Regions from separate parts of the Homo sapiens genome. Here region 1 is linked to region 2. Evidence: read pairs that join two places in POLR2A ChIA-PET (ENCODE). Cell type or tissue: MCF 10A. All regions are shown on one strand. Links, peaks and the distances in the headings refer to the core of each region. The heading gives the core; the rest is flanking DNA.

What was found. ChIA-PET counts read pairs that join two places held together with the same protein. Peaks named below come from ENCODE experiments on the same cell type or tissue, not always from the same donor. Only the 100,000 strongest peaks of a DNase experiment are listed, where the experiment ranks them.
Region 1: POLR2A ChIA-PET joins it to region 2 with 5 read pairs; 3 of 35 experiments call an interaction of 5 or more read pairs at or near these places.

Annotation. Positions count from the first base shown.
Region 1 is chr12:121,178,057-121,193,436 of GRCh38, forward strand. P2RX7 (purinergic receptor P2X 7) reads left to right here. Exons shown (of 13, transcript NM_002562.6): 12 at 2,298-2,399; 13 at 6,249-9,976. The coding sequence ends at 6,746. All of the region lies in intron 2 of LOC105370032 (a long non-coding RNA gene), which reads right to left. Among named protein-coding and RNA genes, the nearest start is that of P2RX4, 24 kb to the right of the region's middle. RefSeq lists an enhancer at 11,872-12,372. In MCF 10A, for the core only: no CTCF peak of the experiment used is centred there; a DNase peak (open chromatin) is centred at 6,545.
Region 2 is chr12:121,385,074-121,400,453 of GRCh38, forward strand. It overlaps LOC124903037 (a long non-coding RNA gene), which reads left to right. Exons shown (of 2, transcript XR_007063498.1): 2 at 6,897-7,353. RNF34 (ring finger protein 34) reads left to right here and starts at 15,045. Exons shown (of 6, transcript NM_025126.4): 1 at 15,045-15,145. The coding sequence starts at 15,140. RefSeq lists enhancers at 6,710-7,119, 14,588-14,667, 15,153-15,380. In MCF 10A, for the core only: no CTCF peak of the experiment used is centred there; no DNase peak of the experiment used is centred there.

The DNA.
Region 1 (15,380 bases), core at 4,480-9,479, 210 kb before region 2:
AAAAGAAAAGAAAAATAACAACTTTGGAGAACAATTTGGCAGTGACTAATGTTTAAATGGGACATACTTTACAGCCTGGCATTTTCAGTTCTCCATACCTGCCCTAGAGAAACACTCACATGAGTACCCGCAGTACATGAGTACAAGATGTTCAAAGCAGGATTGTTTATTAAATTATCAATAATATATGATTATTAACAGTGAAGAAATAGCATCTAACCAAATATCCAACAGGTGAATGGTGAAACTATGGTAAATCCATAGAAAGGAATACCAGGCACCAGCTTAAAAAAATGAGATAGATAATAATAATGGCAAACATTTACACAGCACTTCTAAATGCTTTATCTATTAACTCAATCTTCACAACAACCTGATGTAGACAGATGCTACTATTATCTCTTTCTATATATGAGGAAATTGAGCCACAGAAAGGTTAAATAATTGGCCCAAGGCTGGGCACAGTGGCTCACGCCTATAATCCCAACACTTTGGGAGGCCGAGGCAGGCAGATCACTTGAGGTCAAGAGTTCGAGACCAGCCTGGCCAACATGGTGAAACCCCATCTCTACTAAAAATACAAAAATTAGCCAGGCGTGGTGGTGCATGCCTGAAGTCCCAGCTACTTGGGAGGCTGAGGCAGGAGAATTGCTTGAACCTGGTAGGCAGAGGTTGCAGTGAGCTGAGATCATGCCATTGCACTCCAGCCTGAGTGACAGAGGGAAACTCTGTCTCAAAAAAAAAAAAAAAAAAAAAATTATAGGACTTGACAAGAGCAGATCTCCAAGACATTTTGTTAAAAGAAAAAAAGCAAACTGTAGAACAATATATGTTATATGATATATAGGTTAAAAAAAAATCACTAGACACAGAAGCTAATCTGTATATTTTCTGCATGTATATTCTATATATACACAAGTGTACACACACACACACATACATATACATATGTGTGGGTGTATATATGTACACAAAATTGTACCAGTGGCTGCTTCTGGAAAGGAGCTTAGGGTGGGGGAGTAGGAGTAGTCAAAGAGATTTTAGCGTCATCTGTATTGTTTTGATTTGATTAATTCAGACTTTATCAAGCAGGTCCTCTGCGTTCAACTCCATGATTTTCCCCAAAGATAAATCTCTGGTACCTAAAAACAAAGACGATTGGCTAGACGTGGTGGCTCACGCCTGTAGTCCCAGTACTTTGGGAGGCCAAGGAGGGTGGATCACCTGAGGTCAGGAGTTCAAAACCAGCCTGGCCAACATGGAGAAACCCCGTCTCTACTAAAAATACAAAAAATTAGCCAGGCATGGTGGCGCATGCCTGTAATCCCAGCTTCTCTAGAGGCTGAGGCAGGAGAATCGCTTGAACCCAGGAGGTGGAGGTTGTGGTGAGCCAGGATTGCGCCATTGCACTCCAGCCTGGGCAACAAGAGCGAAACTCCGTCTCAAAAAAAAAAAAAAAACAAAGACGATTTCTTTGTCTTTCCCTCATCCAAGAACATGATTGTCCTGTTCCAGCAGCTGATGCATAATTCACTGTCCATTGTATATGCATTCACAATTTGAAATAAAAGTTCATCTTTGCAGCTAAAACTAATCACCACTTCATGGCCCAAGATGAGATGAAATTTAACAAACATGTAAATAATTTAAGTTGCAATAGTACAAATTTCTGGAGATACTGAATCTAGAGTTACTGAAATTGACAGAATACAACAAAGAAATTTTATGCAGCAACTGGGGGGTCCAATGTAAAAACATTAAGCAGTAAGCTGTGGCTGTGTTGAATTTACAAGTTAAGATGCATGGGGTTCCGCCTGGCGTGGTGGCTCACTCCTGTAATCCCAGCACTTTGGTAGGCCAAGGCGGGCGGATCAACTGAGGTCAGGAGTTCAAGACCAGCCTGACCAACATGGAGAAACCCCGTCTCTACTAAAAATACAAAATTAGCTGGGCATGATGGTGCATGCCTGTAATCCCAGCTACTCAGGAGGCTGAGGCAGGAGAATCATTTGAACCTGGGAGGCGGAGGTTGCAGTGAGCCAAGATCATGCCATTGCACTCCAGCCTGGCAACAAGAGTGAACTCCAACTCAAAAAAAAAAAAAAAAAAAAGCATGGGGTTCCATTTCTGATTTATCTTTAGACTCAGAAATCATTAATTCTTGGTTAATGAGAGTTTTGAGCCAGCTTGTTCAATAGTCTATCATTTGGCAAATAGGAATTACAGTTGCCTTTAGATAGGCAATTCTTGATAATTCTGTACAAAAATGGGTAAACTTTCAAACCATCTTTTCCTAGACATTAAAGTATGTGTCCTTTGTGGATGAATCCCACATTAGGATGGTGAACCAGCAGCTACTAGGGAGAAGTCTGCAAGATGTCAAGGGCCAAGAAGTCCCAGTAAGTTAAATCATTTTGTCTTTTTTTTTTTTTTAAGAAAATTTACTGTTAAATATAAACACATCTAGAAACTTGTACAAATCAAAACTGATGGATTTTAACAAAGTAAACATACTCATATAACCGGCACTCAGATTAAACAATTGAAAATTACTAGCAGGAGTCCCTTTTATGCCCCCCTCCAATCACTACCCTCTCTTTCTCCTTTTTTAATTTTTAAAATTTGGCTGGGCACGGTGGCTCACACCTGCAATCCCAGCACTTTGGGAGGCCAAGGTGGGTGGATCACTTGAGGTCAGGAGTTCGAGACCAACCTAGCCAACATGGTGAAACCTCGTCTCTACTAAAAATACAAAAATTAGCCGGGTGGTGTGGTGGCACACATGTAATCCCAGCTACTCAGAAGGCTGAGGCAGGAGAACTGCTTGAACCCAGGAGGTGGAGGTTGCAGTGAGCCGAGATTGTGCCATTGCACTCCAGCCTGGGTGACAGAGCAAGACTCCATCTCAAAAAAAAAAAAGAAAAAAATGTATATTCTTAAATTACAAACGAGGTCTCACTATGTTGTCCAGGCTGGTCTCAAGCAGTCCTCCCACCTCAGCTGTACCAAGCCCACCAACTGCCCTCTCTTAAAAGTAGTCATTATCCTGTTTCCAAAGATTAATTTTACTTTGGCTAGAATTTTCTAAAAACTGAATCACGTAGTATGTAAGCGGTATATACGCGGTTGAGTGTCTGGCTTCCTTTACTCAACATTATTTTTGTGAGAGTTGTTCATGATGCCATGTATAGTTCATTCTCATTGTATAATTCTGTTTTATAAATATCCAACTTATTCAGCCATCCTACTGTTGATGGACATTTGGGTAGTGTCCAGTTTGGGGCTAATGCCAATAACGCTGCTATGCTCAACATATGGCACTCTACTGGACAGTTACCTAAGAGTGGAATTGCTGAGTCATAAGGCAGACATATGTTCGGTTTTAGGAGATACTAACAAACGGTGCTGAAAAATGGTTGTTCACATTTGCACTCTCCCCAGCAGTTCTGGTTGCTGGGCATCTTCAATTTCCTAGGGCTGAATTACCACAAACTAAGTGGCTTAAAACAACAGAAATGGCCAGGCATGGTGGCTCATGCCTGTAATCTCAGCACTTTGGGAGGCTGAGGCAGGCAGATCACCTGAGGTCAGGAGTTTGAGACCAGCCTGACCAACATGGAGAAACCCCATCTCTACTAAAAATACAAAAAAATAGCCAGGCATGGTGGCGGGCGACTGTAGTCCCAGCCACTCAGGAGGCTGAGGCAGGAGAATGGCATGAACCTGGGAGGCAGAGCTTGCAGTGAGCCAAGATTGCACCACTTTGAGAGGCCAAGGTGGGCGGATCACCTGAGGTCAGGAGTTCAGGAACAGCCTGGCCAACATGGCGAAACCCTGTCTCTATTAAAAATACAAAAATTAGCCAGGCGTGGTGGTGCACACCTGTAATCCCAGCTACTCAGGACGCTGAGGTGGGAGAATTGCTTGAACCTGGGAGGCAGAGGCTGCGGTTAGCTGAGATCACACCTCTGCACTCTAGCCTGGGCAACAGAACAAGCTCCATCTAAAAAAAAAAAAAAAAAAGTCTTTTCTGCTCCTTTTGAAATATCAGTGAGTTTTCTTCTTTTTTTCTGTTAGTTGAATTGTACTGATTGATTTTCAAATATTAAGCCAAACTTGCATTCCTGAAGTAAACTCAATTTGAATGTGTTGTACTATTCTTTGTATTTATTGCTGAATTCCATTCACTAATATTTAGGATTTTTACATCTCTTCTTGAGAAAGACTGACCAAAGTGTTTCCATTCTTGTAATGTTCTTGTTGGATTTGTGTATGAAGTGAACTACAGTCATGCATCACTTAATGATGGGGATATGTTCTGAAAAACGCATCAGTAGCTGATTCTGTGGTTGTCTGAATATCATGGACTCTATTTACACAAACCTAAATAGAATAGCCTATTATACTTAGGTTATATGGTGTAGTCTATTGCTCCTAGGCTGCAAACCTGTACAGCATGTTACTGTACTGAATACGGTAAGCAACTGTAACAGAATGGTAAGATTTGTATATCTAAATATAGAAAAGGTACAGTGAAAATATGATATAAAAGCTTAAAAATGGTACATCTGCATAGGGCACTTACCATGAATGGAGCTTGTAGGACTGAAAGTTGCTCTGGGTGAGTCAGTGAGTAGTGAGTGAATGTGAAAGCCTAGGTTGTTACCGTGCACTACAGTAGACTTCATAAACACTGTACACTTAGGCTACACTAAATTTACTTCAAAATATTTATCTTTCTTCAATAATAAATTAATCTTAGCTTACTGTGACTGTTTTACTTTATAAATTTTTAAATTTTTTAAACTCTGTACAGTGGTATAAAAATATTTTCTTTCTCACCGGGAGTGGTGGCTCATGCCTGTAATCCCATCACTTTGGGAGGCCGAGGCAGGCGGATCACAAGATCAGGAGATTGAGACCATCCTGGCCAACATGGTGAAACCCCATCTCTACTAAAAATACAAAAAAATAGCCAGGCATGGTGGCAGGCGCCTGTAGTCCCAGCTACTCGGGAGGCTGAGGCAGGAGAATGGCGTGAACCCAGGAGGCAGAGCTTGCAGTGAGCCAAGATCACACCACTGCACTCCAGCCTGGGCGACAGAGCAAGACTCCATCTCAAAAAAAAAAAAATTCTTTCTCTATATCCTTATTCTATATACTTTTTTCTATTTTTAACATTTTTTATTTTTATTTTTACTTTTTAAATATTTTTGTTAAAAACTAAGTCATGGCCGGGTGCAGTGGCTCACGCTTGTAATCTCAGTACTTTGGGAGGCTGAGGTGGGTGGATCACTCGAGGTCAGGAGTTCAACACCAGCCTGGCCAATATGGTGAAACTCTGTCTCTACTAAAAATATAAAAATTAGCCGGGTGTGGTGGTGCGCGCCTGTAGTCCCAGCTACTCAGGAGGCTGAGGCAGAAGAATCGCTTGAACCCAGGAGGCGGAGGTTGCAGTAAGCCAAGATCATGCCACTGCACTCCAGCCTGGGAGACAGAGCAAGACTCCATCTCAAAAAAAAAAAACAACAAATACACACACACACACACACACACAAAAACCATTTCCAATAGTGCTAAGTCCTATGAAGAATGTGGAATACCACAGTGTGATAAGGGAATCATGTGGGAGAAAAGCTGCTAGATAGGGTGGTCAGGACAAGAGGTGACATCTCAACAGAGGCCTGGCTTTTCTGAATTTCATTTTCCAAAATCTGTAAAATAGGCCAGGTGCAGTGGCTCATGCCTGTAATCCCAGCACTTTGAGAGGCTGAGGCAGGTGGATCACCTGAGGTCAGGAGTTCCAAACCAGCCTGGCCAACATGTTGAAATCCTGTTTCTACTAGAAATACGAAAGAATTAGCTGGGCATGGTGGCATGCACCTGTAATACCAGCTACTTAGGAGGTTAAGGCATGAAAATTGTCTGAACCTGGGAGGTGAAAGTTGCAGTGAGCCAAGATCACACCACTGTGCTCCAGCCTGTGCGACAGAGTGAGACCCTCTCTCAAAAAAAAAAAAAAAATCTGTAAAATAAAGACAAGGATACATTATCTCACAAGCGTCTTCAAAGGCCTGAATGAGGCAATGCTTACAGAACACATGCATGGTCCTGATATCTACACCTAATAAATGACGGCTACTATAAATCATGTAATATTAAACGTAACTTTATAAGTTAATAAAATTAAAGAACCTAGAACCTGAGGGCTTGTCATGGCTAATAGGTTTGGAAACTTGCTTTTTCAGAGACCTGCGATGGACTTCACAGATTTGTCCAGGCTGCCCCTGGCCCTCCATGACACACCCCCGATTCCTGGACAACCAGAGGAGATACAGCTGCTTAGAAAGGAGGCGACTCCTAGATCCAGGGATAGCCCCGTCTGGTGCCAGTGTGGAAGCTGCCTCCCATCTCAACTCCCTGAGAGCCACAGGTGCCTGGAGGAGCTGTGCTGCCGGAAAAAGCCGGGGGCCTGCATCACCACCTCAGAGCTGTTCAGGAAGCTGGTCCTGTCCAGACACGTCCTGCAGTTCCTCCTGCTCTACCAGGAGCCCTTGCTGGCGCTGGATGTGGATTCCACCAACAGCCGGCTGCGGCACTGTGCCTACAGGTGCTACGCCACCTGGCGCTTCGGCTCCCAGGACATGGCTGACTTTGCCATCCTGCCCAGCTGCTGCCGCTGGAGGATCCGGAAAGAGTTTCCGAAGAGTGAAGGGCAGTACAGTGGCTTCAAGAGTCCTTACTGAAGCCAGGCACCGTGGCTCACGTCTGTAATCCCAGCGCTTTGGGAGGCCGAGGCAGGCAGATCACCTGAGGTCGGGAGTTGGAGACCCGCCTGGCTAACAAGGCGAAATCCTGTCTGTACTAAAAATACAAAAATCAGCCAGACATGGTGGCATGCACCTGCAATCCCAGCTACTCGGGAGGCTGAGGCACAAGAATCACTTGAACCCGGGAGGCAGAGGTTGTAGTGAGCCCAGATTGTGCCACTGCTCTCCAGCCTGGGAGGCACAGCAAACTGTCCCCCAAAAAAAAAAAAGAGTCCTTACCAATAGCAGGGGCTGCAGTAGCCATGTTAACATGACATTTACCAGCAACTTGAACTTCACCTGCAAAGCTCTGTGGCCACATTTTCAGCCAAAGGGAAATATGCTTTCATCTTCTGTTGCTCTCTGTGTCTGAGAGCAAAGTGACCTGGTTAAACAAACCAGAATCCCTCTACATGGACTCAGAGAAAAGAGATTGAGATGTAAGTCTCAACTCTGTCCCCAGGAAGTTGTGTGACCCTAGGCCTCTCACCTCTGTGCCTCTGTCTCCTTGTTGCCCAACTACTATCTCAGAGATATTGTGAGGACAAATTGAGACAGTGCACATGAACTGTCTTTTAATGTGTAAAGATCTACATGAATGCAAAACATTTCATTATGAGGTCAGACTAGGATAATGTCCAACTAAAAACAAACCCTTTTCATCCTGGCTGGAGAATGTGGAGAACTAAAGGTGGCCACAAATTCTTTGACACTCAAGTCCCCCAAGACCTAAGGGTTTTATCTCCTCCCCTTGAATATGGGTGGCTCTGATTGCTTTATCCAAAAGTGGAAGTGACATTGTGTCAGTTTCAGATCCTGATCTTAAGAGGCTGACAGCTTCTACTTGCTGTCCCTTGGAACTCTTGCTATCGGGGAAGCCAGACGCCATTTAAAAGTCTGCCTATCCTGGCCAGGTGTGGTGGCTCACACCTGTAATCCCAGCACTTTGGGAGACCAAGGCGGGCGGATCACTTAAAGTCAGGAGTCCAAGACCAGACTCGCCAACATGGTGAAACCGTATCTCTAATAAAAATACAAAAATTAGCTGGGCATGGTGCGGGCACCTGTAGTCCTAGCTATCAAGAGGCTGAGACAGGAGAAACACTTGAACCTGGGAGGTGGAGGTTGCATTGAGCTGAGATCGTGCCACTGCACTCCAGGCTGGGTGACAGAGCGAGACTCCATCTCAAAAAAAAAAAAAAGAAAAAAAAAATGTCTGCCTATCCTGAGACTGCCCTGCTGTGAGGAAGCCCAAGCAGTCACGTGGACAGTGCCTGACCAGCCCCAGCTTTCAAGCCATCCAAGCCCAGTCACCAAACATGAGAGAGAAGAAGCCTTCAGGTGATTCTGGACTCCACTAACATATGACTGATACCGCATGATACATCCCAAGTGAGAACTGCCCCATAAATCCAGAAAACCACATTGCTATCTTAAGTCCCTAAGTTTGGGGCTTATTTGTTCCACAGCAACAGGTAACTGGAACAGAGGGCAAGCCTGATGAATGGGCACACAGACTCAGCCCATACCTTCCCTGGTTCTAATGTTCTCAGGGAGCCCGGACCAACCCTGGGAGCCTCAGGAACTTAGGTTTCCACTGGACAGTTCTAGAAGGGCTATAGACCAAATCAGGTAACTCACCAGACCAGCCTTGGAATCTATCAAATCTAACTGCTGAGCTACCCAATGCATTCCGATCCTCATCACAATTCTTTGACTGAAGGCCGGGCGTGGTGGCTCACGCCTGTAATCCCAGCACTTTGGGAGGCTGAGGCGGGTGGATCACCTGAGGTCAGGAGTTCGAGACCAGCCTGGCCAACATGGTGAGACCCTGTCTCTACTAAGAATACAAAAATTAGGTGGGTGTGGCGGTGGGCGCCTGTAATCCCAGCTACTTGGGAGGCTGAGGCAGGAGAATCTCTTGAACCTGGAAGGTGGAGGTTGCAATAAGCCGAGATAGTGCCACTGCACTCCAGCCTAGATAACAGAGCAAGACTCTGTCTCAAAAAACAACAACAACAACAACAAAACAATTCTATGACTGAAAGTGACTAAAAAGCTGGCTTTATGCCATTAACACTCTGTACTTTGCAGCCAATCAGAACTGACGCAGTCTGGGTGCTAGCTGCTTCAAAAGCAACCCACACCACACTTTTACCATTTCCATACATCAACTGCTGAGAATATGAAAATGCACAGTGACAGGTTTTAGGATCCTGCTTCAGGATTTCCTTTTCCTGGTTTGGTCACTAGAGTTGGCTATTTATCTGTTTCTAAACAATAGCTATTTTATCGAATAGTTTAGAGACCACTATTAAATATTGTGACTGATGAAGGATCTGTGAATTTTTTTATATATGTTCTAAGAGTTACCATTTTGATACCTTTTAAAAACCAGCAGCTTTCTACTATATTCATGTAAGACAGCATGAATAAAACCATTTTTTGATACAGGGTTTTATTTGGCTTTAAACTCAGGAACCAAGTTAATTATGCCAGATTGAACTTTGATTTTTACTACCTTTTCAAAGATATTTTAAAAAGTGGATTACTACATATGATTTCTTTGGAGCTTACATTTCTTTACTTCACGAATTCTATGTCACTGTTACAAGTTTCCATTCTGATGGCTTCTGGGCCTTTGTACCTTTGTTTTTGGTGCCTTATTCCTAGTATGTTTCTATCACCTTAATGAGGCCGCAGATGGAGTCAGAATGTGAAATTACAAATAATCACTGGATCCATCTACTGTTTTCCATCACCTTCCCCACTGATGCTCTGGGCGAGAGAGTGATGTGTCACTTCAACTGTGTGTAATATGTCAGACACGTCCTACAATAACAGGCGTCATATTTGTATTATTTTTAGTTTACTGTAGAAAATAATGTCACCGCCAAAGGTGATGAGAGTCACGTTTTGTAGGATCTGTTTTCTTATACTTAAAGACAGACTTCTGCTACGGTAATTGCCAGTATTCATGGCTTCCTTTCTGTGTCAGAAGAGAAGGGATCTGCTTTCTCTTGGCTGATTTCACATAGCATTGGTAATAGACATGCATTTCTCTTTCTAAAGGGGAGTAACTTTTTAAACCCTTCCTGATTTTAGCCTGGCAATGTAAGTGTCCTTAATGTGACTGTTTTGATAATTAAAAAAAGGTATATAATTTATTTAAATCTTCATTTCCTTTCTTTTCAGAAGGTCCCCAAATCACAGTTAACTCATTCATTGACGCATTCACTCAACAACTATTCAATGAGGCACTCTCTAGAGACCAAGGATAAATAAGGTAGCCAGTCTCATAGAGATATGAGGAGATGGAAATTAATCAAATAATTCAAGCAAATGGCATCTTGCAACTTGTGCTGAGTATAATGGTGAAAAGGCAAATGATGGCATGAGAGCTTATAGTAGGGAAATTTGGCCTATTTGGGGAGATCAGCCTACCTGAGGAAGGAATGTTTTAGCTAAAATCTGAAGGATGAGTATTACTTAACTAGTGAATGCGGGAGGAAAGAGCATTCTAGGCAGAGAACAGTATGTGCAAAGGTCCTGGGGCAGGAAAAGCAGAGCAGGTTTATAGAACTTAAAGGAGAACTGTATGACTGTGCCATAAAAAGTACAGAGAAGTAAGGCATGAGTTACGGTTGGACAAGCAGGCAGGGGCTAGGCTGCCTGGAGCCTGTGGGCCATGGTAGAGTTTGTCTGTATCCTAAGACCTAAGCCACATAAGGGTTCTAAGCAGGAACCTGGTAAGATCACATTTAATTTTAATTTTTTTATTTTTATTTTTATTTTTGAGATGGAGTCTTGCTTTGTTGCCCAGGCTGGAGTGCAGTGGCTCAACCTCAGCTCACTGCAACCTCTGCCTCCTGGGTTCAAGCGATTCTCCTGTCTCAGCCTCCCAAGTATCTGGGATTACAGGCGCCTGCCACCACACCCAGCTAATTTTTGTATTTTTAGTAGAGACAGGGTTTCTCCATGTTGGCTAAGCTGGTCTCGAATGCCTGACCTCAAGTGATCCACCGGCCTCAGCCTCCCACAGTGCTGGGATTACAAGTGTAAGCCACCACACCCAGCCATATTAATTTATTTTATTTTATTTTATTTTATTTATTTTGAGACAGAGTTTCACTCTTGTTGCCTAGGCTGGAGTGCAATGCCACTATCTCAGCTCACTGCAACCTCCACCTCCTGGGTTCAATCAATTCTCCTGCCTCAGCCTCCTGAGTAGCCAGGATTACATGTGTGCCACCATCACGCCTGGCTAATTTTTGTATTTTTAGTAGAGACGGAGTTTCTCCATGTTGGTCAAACTGGTGCCGAATGCCTGACCTCAAGTGATTCACCAGCCTCGGCCTCCCAAAGTGCTGGGATTACAGGAGTACGCCACAGCGCCCAGCCACCAAATTAATTTTTAAAGATCACTATGATCGCTGTGTGGAAAATGAGCTGGGAGTGGTGGTGGATACAGTTTTTGTTTTTGTTTCAGTCTTTCCCTACTCCATGAAACATTTGCGCTATATATGCGGCCAAATGGAATGTTTCTCTTTTCTCCCCTCCTCTTCCTCTTGGGAAGTCACCAAAAAAAAAAAAAAAGAAAAAAAGAAAACAAATCAGCAGCAAGAGAAAAGGACGAAAAGCTCTGGTGGCCTTGAATTTTGGAATGGCCCCTGTCCCAAGCTGGCAGGGATGAGGCTGTGTGTTGAGCTTCAGATCACAGGAAGGAGTGCACCAAATCAGGAGATGAAGGGCAGTCAGCAGGACCCACTGGGTACCCACCGTGCAGTGTAAGGCCTAAAATTAAGCTCTAATATGAGGTGCTGCTTTGACATCAGGTGAAATCAGGAGTGCCTCACCCCAAGTTTCTCTCCCAGTCCTCCCTTGGCAAAGGGCGCCCAGTGAAACAGCCTTCCTTATCAAAAAGACCAGATGCAGTTCCTGCTAATCCCTGAGCGGCAGGTGTGAGTCTCCTGCCAACCCACGGAGTTGTCCAAATGAGCCAGTCACATCCTCCGGGGAACCAGGGCCTCCTCACCCTCTTGGTGCTACAAAGCCTGCCCCGCACTGGCCCTGGTTGTTCACTCTGTTTCTGTGTGGCCCTGCACGGCAAGTGGGGTCTTCCTCCCCGAGCTGTGAGTGTGTGTGACCAAAAACTGCTGCCAATCTCATTTGCCCAGTGTTGGGTGTCATGTGTTCAGCTACCGCCATAACCCTGGGGTGGGAACTGGGAATCCCTCCCTCACCACTGAGGTAAAGAGGTTATTAAAACATCCCTACTTCAGCTGGGTGCGGTGACTCACGCCTGTAATCCCAGCACTTTGGGAGGCTGAGGTGGGTGATCACCTGAGGTCAGGAGTTTGAGACCAGCCTGGCCGACATGGTGAAACCCTGTTTCTACTAAAAATACAAAAAATTAGCCAGGCGTGGTGGCGGGCACCTGTAATCCCAGCTACTTGGGAGGCTGAAGCAGGAGAATTGCTTGAACCCGGGAGGCAGAGGTTGCAGTGAGCCACGATCACACCATTGCACTCCAGCCTGGGCAACAAGAGCGAAACGCTGTCTCAAAAAAAAAAAACACCCTAATTCCAGGCCAACCAGCAGCCCTAAAAAATTAATCTTCGTTTGGCTTCTACCAAAAGTCATGGTCTACACAAAGCCCTGCCTACTAGAGGCAATAAGGAACCATGACCACCACCCCCATTTATTCAAATTACCCACTGGAATGCACCGAGTGGGGTTTCACCCTCTGCTGCTTGTATGTTTCTCAACCCATGTTCTAATCCCATGCAGTCATCATTCAGGAATCCCTGAGGATCCCCTGATTCAACTTCTCTTTTTTGAATAGATTAGAAATTCCTATCTTCTTTCACTTTTACTGTGACTTTTCAGCTTCCTGTTTTCCATTCCTGAGGGCTATGAATCATATTTCCAAAATAAATGATGATCTATGGAGAGGATTTTGCATTTCCAACATCCTTAGCTAATTTTAATGAATTATCATGGTCACATGATCCTAAGGCTTCAGGAATCGGAGGAAGTGGCTGACACTGACTTACCATTTTAACCAAACAATCACTGCACTTAAGCTTGGATAAGGGTCAAATAAAACTAACAGGGCTCTTATGCAAGCCCTTCCAGTCTGGTAAGTTATGAGTATTTATGTTTTATTTCCCCCCAAAAACAATAAGACCCTCAGAGGCAAGGAACTCATCTTGGTTTTTGTCCCTTACACACCTATCTCAGTCCAGTGGTATGATGGGCACTGGAAACAAACCACCTGGTTCAAATCCTGGCTTGGTCACTTATTGGCCAAGTGGCCTGATATGGTTTGGCTGTGTCCCCACCCAAATCTCATCTTGAATTGTTAGCTCCCATAATTCCCATGTGTTGTGGGAGGGACCTGGTGGGAGAGAATTGAATCATGGGGGCGGTTTCCCCCATATTGTTCTCGTGGTAGTGAATATGTCTCACGAGATCTGAGGGTTTTATAAGGGGTTTCTCCTCTTGCTTGGCTCTCATTCTTGTTTTGCCTGCCACCATGTAAGATGTGGCTTTGCTCCTCCTTGCCTTTGTCATGATTGTGAGGCCTCCCCAGCCCTCCCCAGGTGACACATTGGAACTGTGAGTCAATTAAACCTTTCCTATATAAATTATCCAGTCTTTGGTATGTCTTTATTAGCAGTGTGAGAACAGACTAATACATGGCTTTGGGCAGCTTCTCATGTCTAGCCATGGTAGCTATTCTTATGATTTGGATGGTGCCCAAGCATTGCTCTCGAGCTCCAGGCCCATATATTTAACCACCTCCAGATATTCTATACTTAAATGGTTTAGAGGCAATTCAAACAGCTACAAAAGACAAATCATGATCTCAGTTCACCCCACCCACATGTGACTTCCAGAGCTCCCAAGATCAGCCAGTAGCACCACCTGCCATCAGTTCAACTTCCCAAGCCAGAAATTCAAAGGATACCTTGATGTCTCCCTTCTCCTTCCCCGTTCTGTCCAATCTCATCTGTTCATTCAGCAAACACTTACTGAGCACCCCAGCACTGTACAGGAGCTAGGGATGAACAGGTGAATAAGAGAGGCTCTTTGGGAGGTTAGGTGCAGTGGGGCAGACAGGCAATCACGGTGAAAAGAAATGCAGTGAGGACAGCTTGGGATACAGAGTTTGAAAGAAACAAGCAGGATGCTGTGATAGGAGCAAGGGAGTTACTTCTGACAAGGGGCAGGGATAGTGTCTCCAAGGAAGTGACATTTACACTAGATCTGAATATCAAGAAGGAGCCAGCTGTAATGAGTTGAAAGAAGGGCATTCCAGGAAGAGGGATGGAAAACATAAAGCTGAGGGGTGAGAGAGAAATAAGAGTGTTCCAGAGCCTGGTGCAGGAGCACACACATGTAGTCCCAGCGACGAGAGATCATCCCTTAAGCCCAGGAGTTTGAGGCCAGCCTGGGTAACATAGTAATAATCTATCTCAAAAAGAAAAAAAAAGAAAAGAAAAGAAATGAGTGTGCTCCAGGACCTGTCAGATGGCCAGTGCAACTATGCGGTGAGAGACACAGTCTTGCTTGTTTTCTTACTGCCTCCTAAACTGGGTGGTTCCATCTCACTGAAACAGACGCTCAAAGAAAGGCGAAATTCACAGGCAAGCACAGCCTTGGGAGGGTTATGAAGCTGGTGAGATGTAAGCGGGCCCTCACTGGAGGAAGGGGCTGGAAACAGTGGGATGAGAGGAGGCATTCCCAACAGGACCAGCAGCACAAGCCAGGCCCAGAAACAAATGACTATCATAGTGGAGGGAGATTAAATGGGACTGATTTGGGGAAACCTTCAAAAAGAAAAAAAGGCTGAGATGTTTGAACCAGTTGCAAAGTTAAGATGGAGCCGTTCTTGGGGCTGACAGAGGACATGAGAAAAGCAGTGACTTAAGAAATCCCAGCCGGGTGCAGTGGCTCACGCCTGTAATCTCAGCACTTTGGGAGGCCAAGGCGGGCGGATCATGAGATCAGCAAGTGGAGACCATCCTGGCTTACACGGTGAAACTCCGTCTCTACTAAAAATACAAAAAATTAGCCAGGGGTGGTGGCATGCACCTATAGTCCCAGCTTCTCGGGAGGCTGAGGCAGGAGAATCGCTTGAACCTGGGAGGCAGAGGTTGCAGTGAGCCAAGATCGCTCCACTGCACTCCAGCCTGGGTGACAGAGCGAGACTCCTTCTCAAAAATTAAAAAAAAAAAAAAAATCCCTCAGACCGACATGAGGACGTGGGATGGGAGGGGAAGCCTGGGGAAGTGACATCATTTAGAAGTCAGCTGGGATTATATAGGAGTGACTCAGTAAGCCACCTGTGCTACTGAATTGGTGGTGGTGATAGAAAGAAAAGGAAGAGAGATATATATATATGGGGGGTTTTGTTGTTGTTGTTGTTTTTTGGTTGTTGTTGTTTTTGTTTTTGTTTTGTAGAGATACGGTCTCCCTATGTTGCCCAGGCTGGCCTTAAACTCCTGGCCTCAAGCAATCCTCCCGCCTGGGCCTCTCAAAGCTCTGGGATTATAGGTGTGAGCC
Region 2 (15,380 bases), core at 3,493-8,492:
ATGGTGCAATCTCGGCTCTTCGCAACCTCTGTCTCCCGGGTTCAAGCAATTCTCTTGCCTCAGCCTCCTGAGTAGCTGGGATTACAGGCGCACGCCACCATGCCTGGCTAATTTTTGTATTTTTACTAGAAATGGGGTTTCACCATGTTGGTCAGGCTGGTCTCTAACTCCTGACCTTGTGATCCACCCACCTCGGCCTCCCAAAGTGCTGGGATAACAGGCATGAGCCCCCCGTGCCCAGCCTAGGCACATGTATATTCTTACATGATTGTAAATGAAGGTGGTGATGGATAAGAGTACTAATCTTTTTATCCTGCATAGTCTGAAATTGGAATTTTCAAGGCAACTCTTCTTATCACAACCATCTGAATGTCTCCTTCCCTGAATGTCTACTTTATTCATTTATCAGTTGATAATGTTCGTATTTCATTGCGTCTGTCTAATTTGGCTATAAATGTGCAAGAGCGTCAGCCTGTCTGCCTTGGATTGTAAACTGTTAGAGGAGAGAGGCAAGGTTTAGCTAATTCTCTGTGTGAATCATTTAGCATGGCATAGCACTACACACAATCAAGGTTTTAATAAATGTGTTGATTATGATCTTTGAAAAAAGGCTTAGTCCCATTTATCGTCTTCTCGACCTTGTCAGCACTTCTCAAGAGGGTGGGGAGAGTTGACTTAATCTACATTTTTTTTTTTTTGAGACAGAATCCCACTCTGTCATCCAGGCTGGAGTGCAGTGGTGTGATCTCGGCTCACTGCAACCTCTGCCTCCCCAGGTTCAAGCAATTCTTGTGCCTCAGCCTCCCAAGTAGTTGGGATTACAGGTATGCGCCACCATGCCCGGCTAATTTTTGTATTTTTAGTAGAGACAGGGTTTCACCATGTTGAACAGGCTGGTCTCAAACTCCACACCTGAAGTGATCTGCCCGCCTTGGCCTCCCAAAATGCTGGGATTACAGGCGTGAACCACCGCACCTGGCCTACTTTTAATACCTGAAGCTTATGCTAAATACGATAACTGCAACGTATCAGTGACGTCTGTTGGTGAATGTCTGAAATGTATTTTCACATTTCTGTAGCTGTTTGAGATGATATTACTTATATGGTACTTGGACACTTGACTTGAAGTAAATATGTTTTAAAATTGAATCACTTCAGTGTGAAATTCAAATTTTGTGGAATCCAAAAATATTTATTTTGACTTTTGCCAACTGTTATTGGGGATGGAATGCCTAATCCTTGAATTGTAACTTCAACAGAAAGGTCTCATTACCAGCACAGGGGTGAACAAAGGCTCAAGGAGACAGGAGACTTCTATATTTTGCCTCTTAACTATTTTTATTACAGTCAGTGATGTTAATCTCTAAAATATCCCAATAAATTAATGTAATCACTGCAGTTTTCTTTTTTTTTTTTTCTTTTTTTGAGACAGAGTTTCACTCTTGTTGCCCAGGCTGAAGTGCAATGGCACGATCTTGGCTCATTGCAACCTCCATCACCCGGGCTCAAGCGATTCTCCTGCCTCAGCCTCCTGAGTAGCTGGGATTACAGGCATCTGCCACCACGCCCGGCTGATTTTGTATTTATAGTAGAGACGGGGTTTCTCCATGTTGGTCAGGCTGGTCTCGAACTCCCAACCTCAGGTGATCTGCCCACCTCGGCCTCCCAAAGTGCTGGGATTACAGGCGTGAGCCACCATACCCAGCAGTTTTCTATCCATTCTATCAATATTCTATGCATTCATTCATATTTATTAAGTTGTCTATTATGTGCTAGGTTTTGAAATGTATAAAGAAGATGAAGGCCAGGTGTGGTGGCTCACACCTGTAATCCCAGCACTTTGGGAGGCTGAGGTGGGAGGAACACTTGAGCCCAGGGGTTTGAGATCAACTTAGGCACCATAGGGAGACCCTGTCTCACAAAACTTTTTTCAATAATTGTCTGGGTATGGTGGCATGTGCCTATGGTCCCCGCTACTCAGGAGGCTAAGGCAGGAGGATTGCTTGAGCCTAGGAGGTTAAGGCTGTGGTGAGCCATGTTTGTGCCACTGAACTCCAGCTTGGGCAACAAAAAGAAGGTAGACATGGTAACTGCCCTCATGGAGTGTAAAGTCTATCCAGACAAGTAACCAGTTACACAGTGGGCTGCATTTGTGGATGGGAGGAGATGTTGACTAGAGAGGAACAGACACAGACACACACAAACACACACATTTCTGGGATGACAGAAATGTTCTTATTTTGTTCTGGGTGAGTACATGAATGTATTCAGTCATCAAAACTCACCAAAGTGGCCAGGTGCGGTGGCTCACGCCTGTAATCCCAACACAGGCAGGAAGATCACATGAGGTCAGGAGTTCGAAACCAGCCTGGCCAAGATGGTGAAACCCCATCTCTATTAAAAATACAAAAATTAGCCAGGCATGGTGGCACACGCTTGTAATCCCGGCTACTTGGGAGGCTGAGGCAGGAGAATCACTTGAACTTGGGAGGCGGAGGTTGCAGTGAGTCGAGATTGCGCCACTGAACTCCAGCCTGGGTGACAGAGGGAGACTCTGTCTCAAAACAAAAGCAAAACTCACTGAACTGAACACTTAAGTTTCGTGCATTTTATTATACCTTAATTGCACTTCAATTTAAAAAAAAAAGCAGAAAAGAAAAACCAAGGTAGCAAAATAGCGATTATAATACGGTATGACAGTGAGTATCGTGTATGATGTACATGTGTATCAGTGTGCCTGACAACTTTAGGAGTTAAGAGTACAGCTCCTTGAGAAAGTCTACAGAGCTGGTAGCTAAAGGTTGATTAAAGATAGCCAGTCCAGGAAGCCAATGAAGCGCTTCCTCTGAACTTGGAAGAGATGGGGAATTTACATCTCAAAAGAGCTTGCCTGTGCAAAGGCCCAGAGGTAGGAGAGTATGACCCACTGGGGCACTGCAAGCAGTTCAGTATGGTTACAGTGGAGGTTGTGAGGTGAGGGTGGTGGGAAGTAGGCCTGGAGGGGTGAGCAGGGAATGGACGATAAAGGACCCTGTAACACTATTTTAATAAATTTGGACTTTTTCATGAGGCCATTGGGAAACCCTAAAGGAATAAATGTGTGTGTGTGTGTATATATATACACACACACACACATTTATGAGTGAGATCTTGGCTCACTGCACCCTCTGCCTCCCGGGTTCAAGTGATTCTCCTGCCTCAGCCTCCCAAGTAGCTGGGATTACATGTGCGCGTCACCATGCCTGGCTAATTTTTGTATTTTAAGTAGAGACAGGGTTTCACCATGTTGGCCACGCTAGTCTTGAACTCCTGGCCTCAACTGATCTGCCCACCTCAGCCTCCCAAAGTACTGGGATTACAGGCATGAGCCGCCTTGCCCCACCATCCCAAAGGAATTTAAACAGGAAAAGACAAAGTCAGACTTTTCGTGTAAAGAGGCTTTTGTCCTCAGGATAGAGAGCAAACCAGAAGTGGGGATGACTAAGCAGGTGGTGGGGGTGGTGGGGTAGTGCAGATTGGAGCTCAAGCTCCTGCAGCTGCAATGAAGCAAGAGAAACAGTAAGAGCCATGGGCCAAGGGGATGAAGAAGTAGATGGATGTGAGTGGTGCACAGGGCTAGAGCTGCTCAAAGGCAAAGTCAAGGATGACTTGCAGTTCTCTAGCATGGTGCCATAGAGCATGGTAGGGAACCCAGGAAGAGGAGCATGGGTTGGAAGGAAGTGGGTACTGAGCTGACAAATCTGAAACGCAGGGAAGAGACGGATTGGCAGAGGCTCAGGAGACCCATATACAGACCTAGACAGGGAATTCCTGAGAATGGTTACCTATCTGGAGTACAGGGTGAGGTCATCCAGAAGAATCTGTCGAGTGAGAAGTGGAAAGGCCTGCAATACTTGTATCAACACCAAAACTTGAAGGGTGGGTAGAGGAGATGGAGAAGAAATTGCTCAGAGAGACAGAAGGAAAACCGAGAGAGTAGAGTAGGTGGCCCAGCACGGTGGCTCACGCCTGTAATCACAACACATTAGGAGGCTGAGACAGGAGGAGTGCTTGAGCCCAGAAGTTTAAGACCATCCTGGGAAACATAGGGAGACCCCGTCTCTACAAAAAATAATAATAAATTAGCTGGATGTGATGGTGCACATCTGTAATACCAGCTACTCAGGAGGCTTAGGCAGGAGGATTGCTTAAGCCCAGGAGGTCAAGGCTGCAGTGAGCCATCATGGTGCCACTGCACGCCAGCCTGGGTGACAGAGTAAGATCCTGACTCAAAAAATTTATTTATTTATTTATTTATTTATTTATTTATTGAGACGGAGTTTTGCTCTTGTTGCCCAGGCTGAAGTGCAGCGGTGTGATCACGGCTCACCACAATCTCTGCCTCCCAGGTTCAAGTGATTCTCCTGCCTCAGCCTCCTGAGTAGCTGGGATTACAGGCATGCACCACCACACCCGGCTAACTTTGTATTTTTAGTAGAGACGGGGTTTCTCCATGTTGGTCAGGCTGGTCTCGAACTCCCAACCTCAGGTGATCTGCCCACCTCAGCCTCCCGAAGTGTTGGGGTTATAGCATGAGCCGCTGAGCCTGGCCAAAAAATTTTTTAAGAAGAAAAGAAATCTGAAATCTATTTCATGTTATATCTGAAATAGACATGATATGCTTTCTCTTAGTTTTCTAAAAAATATGTTTAAACCCTTTTCTGGTTTAGAATTTACTGTAGTTTGGAGTATAAGATTTGTCCAGGTAAATTCCCAACATCCTTATCAAGGAGTCATCAGATAGTTTCCGTCTTTGAAGCCTGGGTTGTCTTTGAATTTAGAGCAAAGAATGGTTGGAGTTTTTCCAAAGTTGCCAGCAAAAAGCATGCGTTTAAGAGGTCAGACTTGGCTTCTGGTCCCATCTTTGCCTGTAGCTAGATGTGTGATCCTGAGCACACTTAACTCTTCTGGGAGGCACTTTGTCAATGTAAATTGAGAAAGTACATAAAGTGACCTTGAAGGGCCCTTCTAGCTCAAAAACTTTATAGCAAATGATGGACTCTTTTTTTTTTTTTTTTGAGACGAGGTGTCACTCTGTTGCCTAGGCTGAAGTGCAGTGGCAGGACCTCTGCTCACTGCAACCTCCACCTCCCAGGTTCAAGCAATTCTGCCTCAGCCTCCAGAGTTGCTGGTATTACAGGTGCCTGCCACCAAGCCTTGCTAATTTTTTGTATTTTTAGTAGAGACAGGGTTTCACCATGTTGGTCAGGCTGGTCTCAAACTCCTGACCTCAGGTGATCCGCCTGCCTGGGCCTCGCAAAGTGCAGGGATTACAGGCATGAGGTACTGTGCTCTGCCGGGACTCATTATTAAGTTCAGAATTTCTAGATCTTAGTGAGACTCCGTTCAAGCAAAACCATACTATGATACAACGGTTAACAAGATGAGAACCTGGCAAACTTTTAAATTTTTATTTATTTACTTATTATTTTTTAGAGCCGGTGTCTCTCTCTCTTGTCCAGGATGGCCTGCAGTTCCTGAGGTCAAGTGATCCTCTGGCCTCAGCCTCCCAAGTAGTGAGAACTATGGGTATGTGCCATCACGCTTGGCTAACCAACCCCCTGCTTAACCTGAGTTTGCAAATGTCAAAGTTGGAGATAGGTCATAAAATCGACTCACTGGTAGATTTTACAGACTGAATCTTGCTGTGTTGCCCAGGCTGGTCTATAAAACTTGGGCTCAAGTGATCCTCCCATTTGAGCCTCCCAAAGTGCTGGTATTACAGGTGTGAGCCATTTCCCCCAGCCCTGCAAATAAACCTATTTTCTTTTTAAATTACTCAGTCTCAAGTGTTCCTTTATAGCAACACCAATGGACTAAGACGTATATGAATGTAGATTTACTGTATAAGAATGAACTTGTTTTGGAAGGTCTGTCTTTTTATTGGAAGAATCGTAATTCTGGTGAGCATCATGCTGGACTGGGGATAGGAGAGTTGGCAGCTCTTCTTTCATCACTGCCTCACTGAGCCTCAGGCAAGACAGCTCACCTTCCCAAGCCATGAAAAGAAGAAAACCCTTTCTCCTTTCTGCCTGCTAAGGAGGGTTATTGGAGAAAAAGCCTGTAAAGTGCTCCAACTTCAGAGAAATATCAATTGGCCCTGTGTTATTTGTCTCACTCTCTGGAAACCACTTTATTTATTTATTTATTTATTTTATTTTGTTTTTCGAGACAGTCTTGCTCTGTGGCCCAGGCTGGAGTGCAGTGGTATGATCTCAGCTCACTACAACCTCTGCCTCCCGGGTTCAAGCAATTCTGCCTCAGCCTCCCGAGTAGCTGGGATTACATGTGCCCACCACCGCACCCAGCTAATTTTTGTATTTTTAGTAGAGATGGGGTTTCACCATCTTGGCCAGGCTGGTCTCGAACTCCTGACCTCGTGATCTGCCCGCCTTGGCCTCTCAAAGTGCTGGGATTACAGGCATGAGCCACCATGCCTGGCCTTTTTTTTTTTTAATTTATTTATTTGACACAGAGTCTCGTTCTGTCACCCAGGCTGGAGTGCAGTGGCATGATCTCGGCTCACTGCAACCTTCGCCTCCTGGATTCAAGTGATTGTCATGCCTCAACCTCCTGGGTAGCTGGGATTACAGGCACGCACCACCATGCCAGCCTAATTTTTGTATTTGTAGTAGAGACAGGGTTTCACCATGTTGGCCAGGCTGGTCTCAAACTCCTGAACTCAAGTGATCTGCCCGCCTCAGCCTCCAAAGTGTTGGGACATAGGCATGAGCTACCGTGCCTGGCCTGGGAACCACAGAAAGTTCTGTTTCTGTTTCACTTTCAGGATTCTTCAGCTATTTGGCAAAGTTGAAGACATAAGTTCCCGGTTCACAACCATTTTCTCCATTTTACAGAGGGAGAGACGTAAGGCAGAAGAAGATTACATGTACGAGTTGACAGCATAATTCACTGGCAGAATTCCAAAAAGATGCTATCAGTCCAAAAGAAAATGATTCTGGGGAGCCATCTGTTCTCCAGCTGCAGAGATGTTTCTCTAAAGTGCAATAAGTATTGTTGAAACCATCTTTACTGTAGCGGAAGTCAATCACAGTCTGGATTCAGATGGGAGCTGGTTTAAGCATTCAGATGAAGAGATACTTCGTCATTTCTACCAGTGAGTCAACTTTATGACCTATCTACAACTTTGGCATTTGCAAACTCAGGTTAAGCAGGGATGGTTAGAGAGTTTATTTGATCTTTTAAATTATAAAACTTATGCAATGAGTCCAAAAAAGATGGATTACCTTGAGTAGGTAAAATAGTTATATTTGTTAAATTGACCAAGGATAAATAAAAACATAGCAAACCAGATCCAATTCTCAAATATTTTGATCTGGCTCATATCTAGGCAACCAGAGTTGGGCACTCGTCTAATGATGATGCAGTTGAGCTTAGATGGGAGAGTGGTGGGGCATGGGTAGAGAGGTACACGTGCTGGAGATGAGACACGAATGGCAGAATGTAGAGAACTGTTAAAACTGGGTGATGGGTATGTGAGGGTTCATTGTATTATTCTATTTACTTTAAATATGTTTGACATTTTCCAGAATAAGAAATGGCTTAATACAGCAAGTTGCTAACCAACTTTTAAAAAGGCATATTATCTGCCTTCTATGACTTGTTATCATTGGGTGATTCCATTGTTAGGATAATAATAAAGCCTTCTACCCTATTGTCTTTTTTTTTTTTTTTTTTTTTTTTGAGACAGAGTCTTGCTCTGTCACCCAGGCTGGAGTGCAGTGGCACCATCTCGGCTCACTGCAAGCTCCGCCTCCCGGGTTCACGCCATTCTCCTGCCTCAGCCTCCCAAGTAGCTGGGACTACAGGCGCCCACCACCACACCCTGCTAATTTTTTTGTATTTTTAGTAGAGATGGGGTTTCACCATGTTAGCCAGGATGGTCTCGATCTCCTGACCTCATGATCCACCAGTCTCGGCCTCCCAAAGTGCTGGGATTACAGGCGTGAGCCACCGCACCCGGCCAAATACTCTTTTTTTTTTTTTTTTTTTGAGGAGTCTTGCTCTGTCGCCCAGGCTGGAGTGCAGTGGCGTGATCTCGGCTTACTGCAAGCTCCGCCTCCTGGGTTCACACCATTCTCCTGCCTCAGCCTCCTGGGTAGCTGGGACTACAGGTGCCTGCCACCACACCCAGCCAATTTCTTTTTCGATTTTTAGTGGAGACAGGGTTTCACCGTGTTAGCCAGGATGGTCTCGATCTGACCTCGTGATCCACTCGCCTTGGCCTCCCAAAGTGCTAGGATTACAGGCGTGAGCCACTGCGCCTGGCCTGTTGTCTTTTAAGTACACATCATGTTGAAAAAGATTATTCAGTAACTTACAAAAATTTAATTATTATTATTTTTTGAAACAGGGTCTCACTTTCTCACTCAAGTAGGAATGCAGTGGTGCAAACACGGTTAACTGCAGTCTCAACCTCCAGAGCTCAGGTGATCCTCCAACCTGAGTCTCTGGAGTAGCTGGGACTACAGGCTCCTGTCACCATGCCCAGTTAATTTTTTGTGTTTTTTGTAGAGCCCAGGCTGATCTCGAACTCCTCGGCTCAAGTTACCTGCCTGCCTTGGCCTCTCAAGTCATGAGTTACAGACATGAGCCACTGCACCTGGACTTATTAGTTTTTTTTGAGACAAGGTCTTGTTTTATCGTCCAGGTTGGAGTGCGGTGACACAATCACGGCTCACTGCAGTCTCACATTCCTGGGCTCAAGTAATCCTCCTGTCTCAGCCTCCTGAGTAGCTGGGACCACAGCCGTGCACCACCACACCTGGCTAATTTTTTATTTTTTGTAGAGACAGGGTTTCACTATGTTGCCCAGGCTGGTGTCCAACTCCTGGGCTCAAGCTGTTACCGAATGGAAAGTCTTGATTGTGAGTTGTCCAGGTTCTTGGCACGTTGAACAAAGAATTGAACAAAATGCACAAAGCAACAAAAGAATGAAGCAACAAAAGCACAGATTTATTGAAATGAAAGTACACTCCACAGAGTGGGAGCGGACTCAAGCAAGCAGCTCAAGAGCCCCAGCTGCAATGTTGTTTAGGGTTTTTATTAAACTAAAAGAATTTTGCAACATCCCTAGGTACCCTTTAGAGGCTTCCAATTGCTTACATCCTATGCCAATGAAGGATTTGCCCACAACCAATCAAAGGCTGAAGTGAAGGCTTGGCCCTCTACCAATTAGAGGCATTTACTGTTTGTGACCTAAGGGAGAGGGGATTTTGTAGAGGGAGGAGCCTCTGGCCCCTTATCACTTGGGCATGGAGAGGTGGGGTTTTCCTTCTGGTCCAGTTCCAAGAAGTCTGCTGCAGGTTGGCCTTAGGCTCCCTGTCTCCAGACCCTGTTCTCCTGCCTGAAAGTGGTGGTCCCACTTCGGCCTCCCAAAGTGCTGGGATTATAGGTGTGAGAGACCGTGCCCAACCTAATTGTGTATTTGAGATAGGGTCTTACTCTGTCACCTAGGCTGGAGTGCAGTGACACAATCATGGCTCACTATAGCCGTGACCTCCCAGGCCCACATGATCCTCCCACCTCAGCCTCCCAAGTAGCTGGGACCACAGGTGCGTGCCACCATACCCAGCTAATTTTTGTGTGTGTGTTTTGCAGAGATGGGGTCTCCCTATGTTGCCTAGGCTGGTCTCAGACTCCTGGGCTCGGCGAACCCCCTACTGGGCCTCTCAAGGTGCTGGGATTACAGGAGTGAGCTACCATGCCAGGCCTCAAAAATTTAGATAGTGGAACTTTTGCTTCTTCTTGACATTGAGAGAGGTTTGAAATTATTTGACTTTCAGCACATTGTGAATTCAATAAAATAATTTTTTGAGGTGCTAAAAAGAAACAACTCAGAAAATGGCCCCACTACATCCTAAGGATCCAATGCATCCTCAATTGCATTGAGTTGCAATAAATTATCCCATGTGTCTTGGCATTCCTACTTTTTGTCTCTGAAATACAAAGTATTAGGTTGTTATGATCATAACTTAACAGACAAAAATTTCCTGAACCACAATTGATACAATTAGTACACAATTGAAAGAGGAGGGTCATTGGCCGGGCATGCTGGCTCACGCCTGTAATCCCAGGACTCTGGGAGGCTGAGACTGGCGGATCACGAGGTCAGGAGATCGAGACCATCCTGGCTAACACAGTGAAACCCTGTCTCTACTAAAAATACAAAAAATTAGCCTGGCGTGGTGGTGGGCGCCTGTAGTCCCAGCTACCCAGGAGGCTGAGGCAGGAGAATGGCGTGAACCCCGGAGGTGGAGCTTGCAGTGAGCTGAGATTGCATCACTGCACTCCAGCCTGGGCGACAGAGCAAGACTCCATCTCAAAAAAAAAAAAAAAAAAAAAAAAAGAGGGTCATTATATAAAATTTGAAACAAAGAAAAAACTATGATCACAAAATGCATCTCTTTCATTGAAAAAAGAGTGATATTTAAGCACAAATCTCTCTCAACTTCAGAAGGTCCCAACTTCAGGTAGGTAGGCATTGTAAACTCATGTGTAACCTATTTACTCCCTTATGTTTTTTTTTTTTAAATCATTTTCCTTCTCCACCTTCCAGAAAAAAAAGTATTCACTCAAACTTTTATTGATGGGTGGGTGTGGTGGCTCATGCCTGTAATCCCAACACTTTGGGAGGCTGAGGCAGGGGGATCTCTTGAGGCTAGGACTTGGAGACCAGCCTGGGCAAAATGGTGAAACCCCTCTACTAAAAATACAAAAATTAGCTGGGCATGGTGGTGCACACCTGTAACCCCAGCTACTACTCGGGAGGCTGAGTCATGAGAATCACTTGAACCTGGGAGGTAGAGGTTGCAATGAGCCAAGATCGCGTCACTGCACTCTAGCCTAGGCGACAGAGCGAGACTCCGTCTCAAAAAAAAAAAAAAAAATACAATTCAGCTGGGCACGGTGGCTCACGCCTGTAATCCCAACACTTTGGGAGGCCAAAGTGGGCAGATCACTTGAGGTCAGGAGTTTGAGACCAGCCTGGCCAACATGGTGAAACCTCATCTCTCCTAAAAATAAAAAAGTTACCCGGATGTGTGGCATGCACCTGTCATCCCAGATACTCGGGAGGCTGAGGTAGAAGAATCACTTGAACCTGAGAGGCAGAGCTTGCAGTGAGCAGAGATTGTACCACCGCACTCCAGCCTGGGTGACAGAGGGAGACTCTCTCAAAAACAACAGCAACAACAAAAAACCAAACACAATTTACTGGGAGCTTGCTTATGCTAGGTACAGATCTGTGTGCTGGGGACAAAATAAGACAAGTCTTCCCAAGTATTGCACTGTTTTAAATTTTCCCCTGATACTTAAGTTTCTCCCTAGCCTTTGTTGTTTTCATTGTCCTTCTGTGGCCACTTTCCAGCTGCATTAACTCTTCTTTTTGTGTTCCTCAATATTAACAGCTTTATTGAGATATAATTCACATACCATATAATACACCCGTTTAAATTATACAATTTAGTAGTTTTTAGTATACTCACAGAGCTGTACAACCATTCACATAGCTAATTTTAGAACGTTTTCTTTTCCTTTTTTTTTTTTTTTTTTTGAGCAGGGTCTCGCTTTGTCACCCAGGCTGGAGTACAGTGGCTCACTGCAGCCTCGACCTCCTGGGCACAAGTGATCCTCCTACCTCAGCCTCCCGAGTAGCTGGGACTACAGGTGTGCACCACGATACCCAGTTAATTTTTGTTTTTATGTTTTGTAGAGATGGGATCTCCTTATGTTGCCCAGGCTGGTCTCGAACTCCCGGGTTCAGGTGATCCTCCCGTCTCAGCCTCCCAAAGTGCTCAGATTACAGCCATGAGCAATCACACCCGGCCTAGAATGTTTTGTTTTGTTTTGTTTTGTTTTTTGAGACAGAGTCTTGCTCTGTCACCCAGGCTGGAGTGCAGTGGCGTGATCTCGGCTCACTACAAACTCTGCCTCCCGGGTTCACGCCATTCTCCTGCCTCAGCCTCCCAAGTAGCTGGGACTACAGGCGCCCGCCACCGCGCCCGGCTAATTTTTTGTATTTTTTAGTAGAGATGGGGCTTCACCGTTGTCTGGATCTCCTGACCTCGTGATCCGCCCGCCTTGGCCTCCCAAAGTGCTGGGATTACAGGCGTGAGCCACCGCGCCCAGCCTCCTAGAATGTTTTCATTACCCCAAAAGAAACCTGTGTCTAGTAGCAGTCACTCCATTTCCCCCCTCCTCCTTCAGAGACCTTAATCACTACTCTACTTTCTATCTCTATGGATTGGCTTATTTTGGACATTTCCTGTAAATGGAATCATACAATATATAATCTTTTTGTATCTAGCTTTTTTCACTTAGCATTATTATTTTCTTTTTCTTTTCTTTTCTTTTCTTTTTTTTTTTTTTTTTGAGACAGGGCCTTGCTCTGTCGCTCAGGCTGGAGTGCAGTGGCGCAATTTTGGCTCACCGCAGCCTCAACCTCCTGGGTTCAAGAGATTCTCCCACCTCTGGCTCCCGAGTAGCTGGGATTACAGGCGTGCGTCGCCACATCCGGCTATTTTTTTTTTTTTTTTTTTTTGTATTTTTAGTAGAGATAGGGTTTCACCACGTTGGCCAGGCTGGTCTCGAACACCTGACCTCATGTGATCCGCCCGCCTCCGCCTCCTGAAGCCTTAGGACTACAGGAGTGAGTCACTGTACTCAGCCAGCCGCATGATGTTTTCAAGGTTCATCCATGTTGCAGTATGTATCAGTACTTCATTCCTTTTTTGGTCTAATAATATTCCACTGCATAGAGAGACCACATTTCCTTTAACCATTTCTCAGATAATGGACATTTGGGTTGTTTTTACTTTTTGACTATTATGAATAATGCTGCTAAGAACCATTAGCATGTACGTTTTTCTGTGGACCTAGGTTTTCATTTCTCTCGGGTATACACCTAGGAGTGGAATTTCTGGGTCTTATGGTAACTCTGTATGTTTTAACATTTTTGGGCCGGGCGCGGTGGCTCACGCCTGTAATCCCAGCACTTTGGGAGGCCGAGGTGGGCGGATCACGAGGTCAGGAGATCGAGACCATCCTGGCTAACACGGTGAAACCCGTCTCTACTAAAAATACAAAAAACTAGCCGGGCGCGGTGGCGGGCGCCTGTAGTCCCAGCTACTTGGGAGGCTGAGGCAGGAGAATGGCGTGAACCCAGGAGACGGAGCTTGCAGTGAGCAGAAATCGCGCCATTGCACTCCAGCCTGGGCGACAGAGCGAGACTCCGTCTCAAAAAAAAAAAAATTTTTTTTTTTAAGAATTGTCAGGCATTTTCATAGCAGCTGCATCATTTTACATTCCCACCATTCATGTATGAAGATTCCAAATTCTCCACATCCTCACCATCTATTTTCTTTCTTTTTAATGTTACCCATCCTTGCAGGCGCACAGCGGTATCCATGGATTTGATGTGCATTTCCTTGATAGTTAATGATGTTGAGCATCTTTCATGTGCTTATTAACTCTGGAGGTAGACCTGCCAGGCCTTTTCTAATGAGGGACAACCATGGCTTTGTACCCCAAGAACATTTTTATTGAGTTGCTTTGTGTCTAGATCATTAGGAGAATTAATTAATACTTTCTCTTCCAATGAAGCTCAGCTGCGTCCTACATCGTGAATGAAAGGCTTTCTGTACATTTTTCCAAAAAAAACCTAGGACTATTATGGATAAGAAGTGACATTATCTGAGCAGCACTTGAAGCAAGAGAAATACATACTCTGATGCATTATTTCAGTCTAAGGAAGTGGCCTGCCACGCACTCTCTCTCTCTCCGTGTGTTTTAATCTAATATAGCACAACTTGTCGAAGCAAATCTATAATGTATATAAATAACAGAACAGTCTTAGGTCCTCATGAAGAGCGAACTGACTTTTTTATGTTTAAAATCTTAAATACTGGTTAAGTTAGAGGTGAGATTAAAAAGTGTAGGAAAATCGGCTGGGCCCGGTGGCTAATCTCAGCACTTTGGAAGGCCGAGGTGGGCGGCTCACCTGAGGCCAGGAGTTCTAGACCAGCCTGGCCAACACAGTGAAAACCAGTCTCTACTAAAAATAGAAAAAATTAGCCGGGTGTGGGGCGGGCGCACGAAGTCCCAGCTACTAGGGAGGCTGAGGCAGGAGAATCCTTTGAACCCGGGAGACGGAGGTTGCAGTGAGCCGAGATCACACTATTGCACTCCAGCCTGGGCAAGAGCAAGACCTTGTCAAAAATAAAAAAAAGGTGTAGGAAAATAAACTGTCATCCAGTACAGCTGAAGAAATCGATACCTTAATTTACAACCTCAGTTTCTCTGTCCAAAGGCAATTCCAAGACTCGAGCAAATTCTTTTATTATGCTACGATTTTGGTTATTTTGAATACAGCTTTTCAAAGAGCCCTTGGGATTTGAGAGCCCTTGGTTTTCTAAGTGTTTTCAATAAGTCTTGTTTTTAAAGGCCGCGTCCTAGCGAGTGCAGCTGCCGCTCCTTACCGGACCCACGAGTGAGGAGCCCCGAGGTCATCACCGAGCATGAACGCGGGAACGTCTGGGAAGGAAATCTGAGGCCCTGCTCTGACGGTCATAACAAAGGCCTTCGAGCCAACCGGCGTGTTCAAATTCACCACGGCCCTTCCCGCGCTCCCCTCCCCGGAAACTTGACCACCTAGCCCAGAAAGCCGCAGCAGCTTCCTCAGGGACGCTATCTCCCATTTCAAACACCCAACCGAGAAAGCAGCGCCGCAGCGCGCCTTCCGCCACGCCCAGGTCCGCAGGTCTTCGCTCGGGGCGGAAAAGAATCCTCCCCGCGCACTCCCAGCCAGGAGGAACGCCAGAGGCCCCGCCCAATCCCTGTCGCTTCATTGGCTCTGGTGACCGGCCTCCCGAAAGTCGGCTTCCTATTGGTCGTCGTGGCCGCCGCTCTGCGCTTTTACCGGGGCACGCGGCGAGCGTGACCACGCCCCTTACGTCCGGACGCTCGGTCGCCTCCCGGGGCGCGGTAATCACCGCCCAGAGGGAAGGAGGTCGGCAGTGTGAGGAGCTGCTATGGTGCTGAGTTTCCTGGTAGAGCCGGCCGAGCTGAGGCGGTCGCGGCCATGAAGGTGAGGGGCCGGTGGAGCCGGACAGACCCTCCTCGCCAATCCTATCCTGCCAGGGCACCTGAAGCGCCTCCTTTCTTTCCGCCTTAGCGGTTACCTAGTCGTCATCTCGGAGAGCTGCGCTGAGGGGGGTCGCTTGCCCGGCTTCAGGTGCCCCAACCGAGCCAGGGCAGGCTGCCGGACCCTCTCGAGCTCCTCCAGTGCCACCCCCGTCAGCGACCCGAGCGGTGGGGAGAAG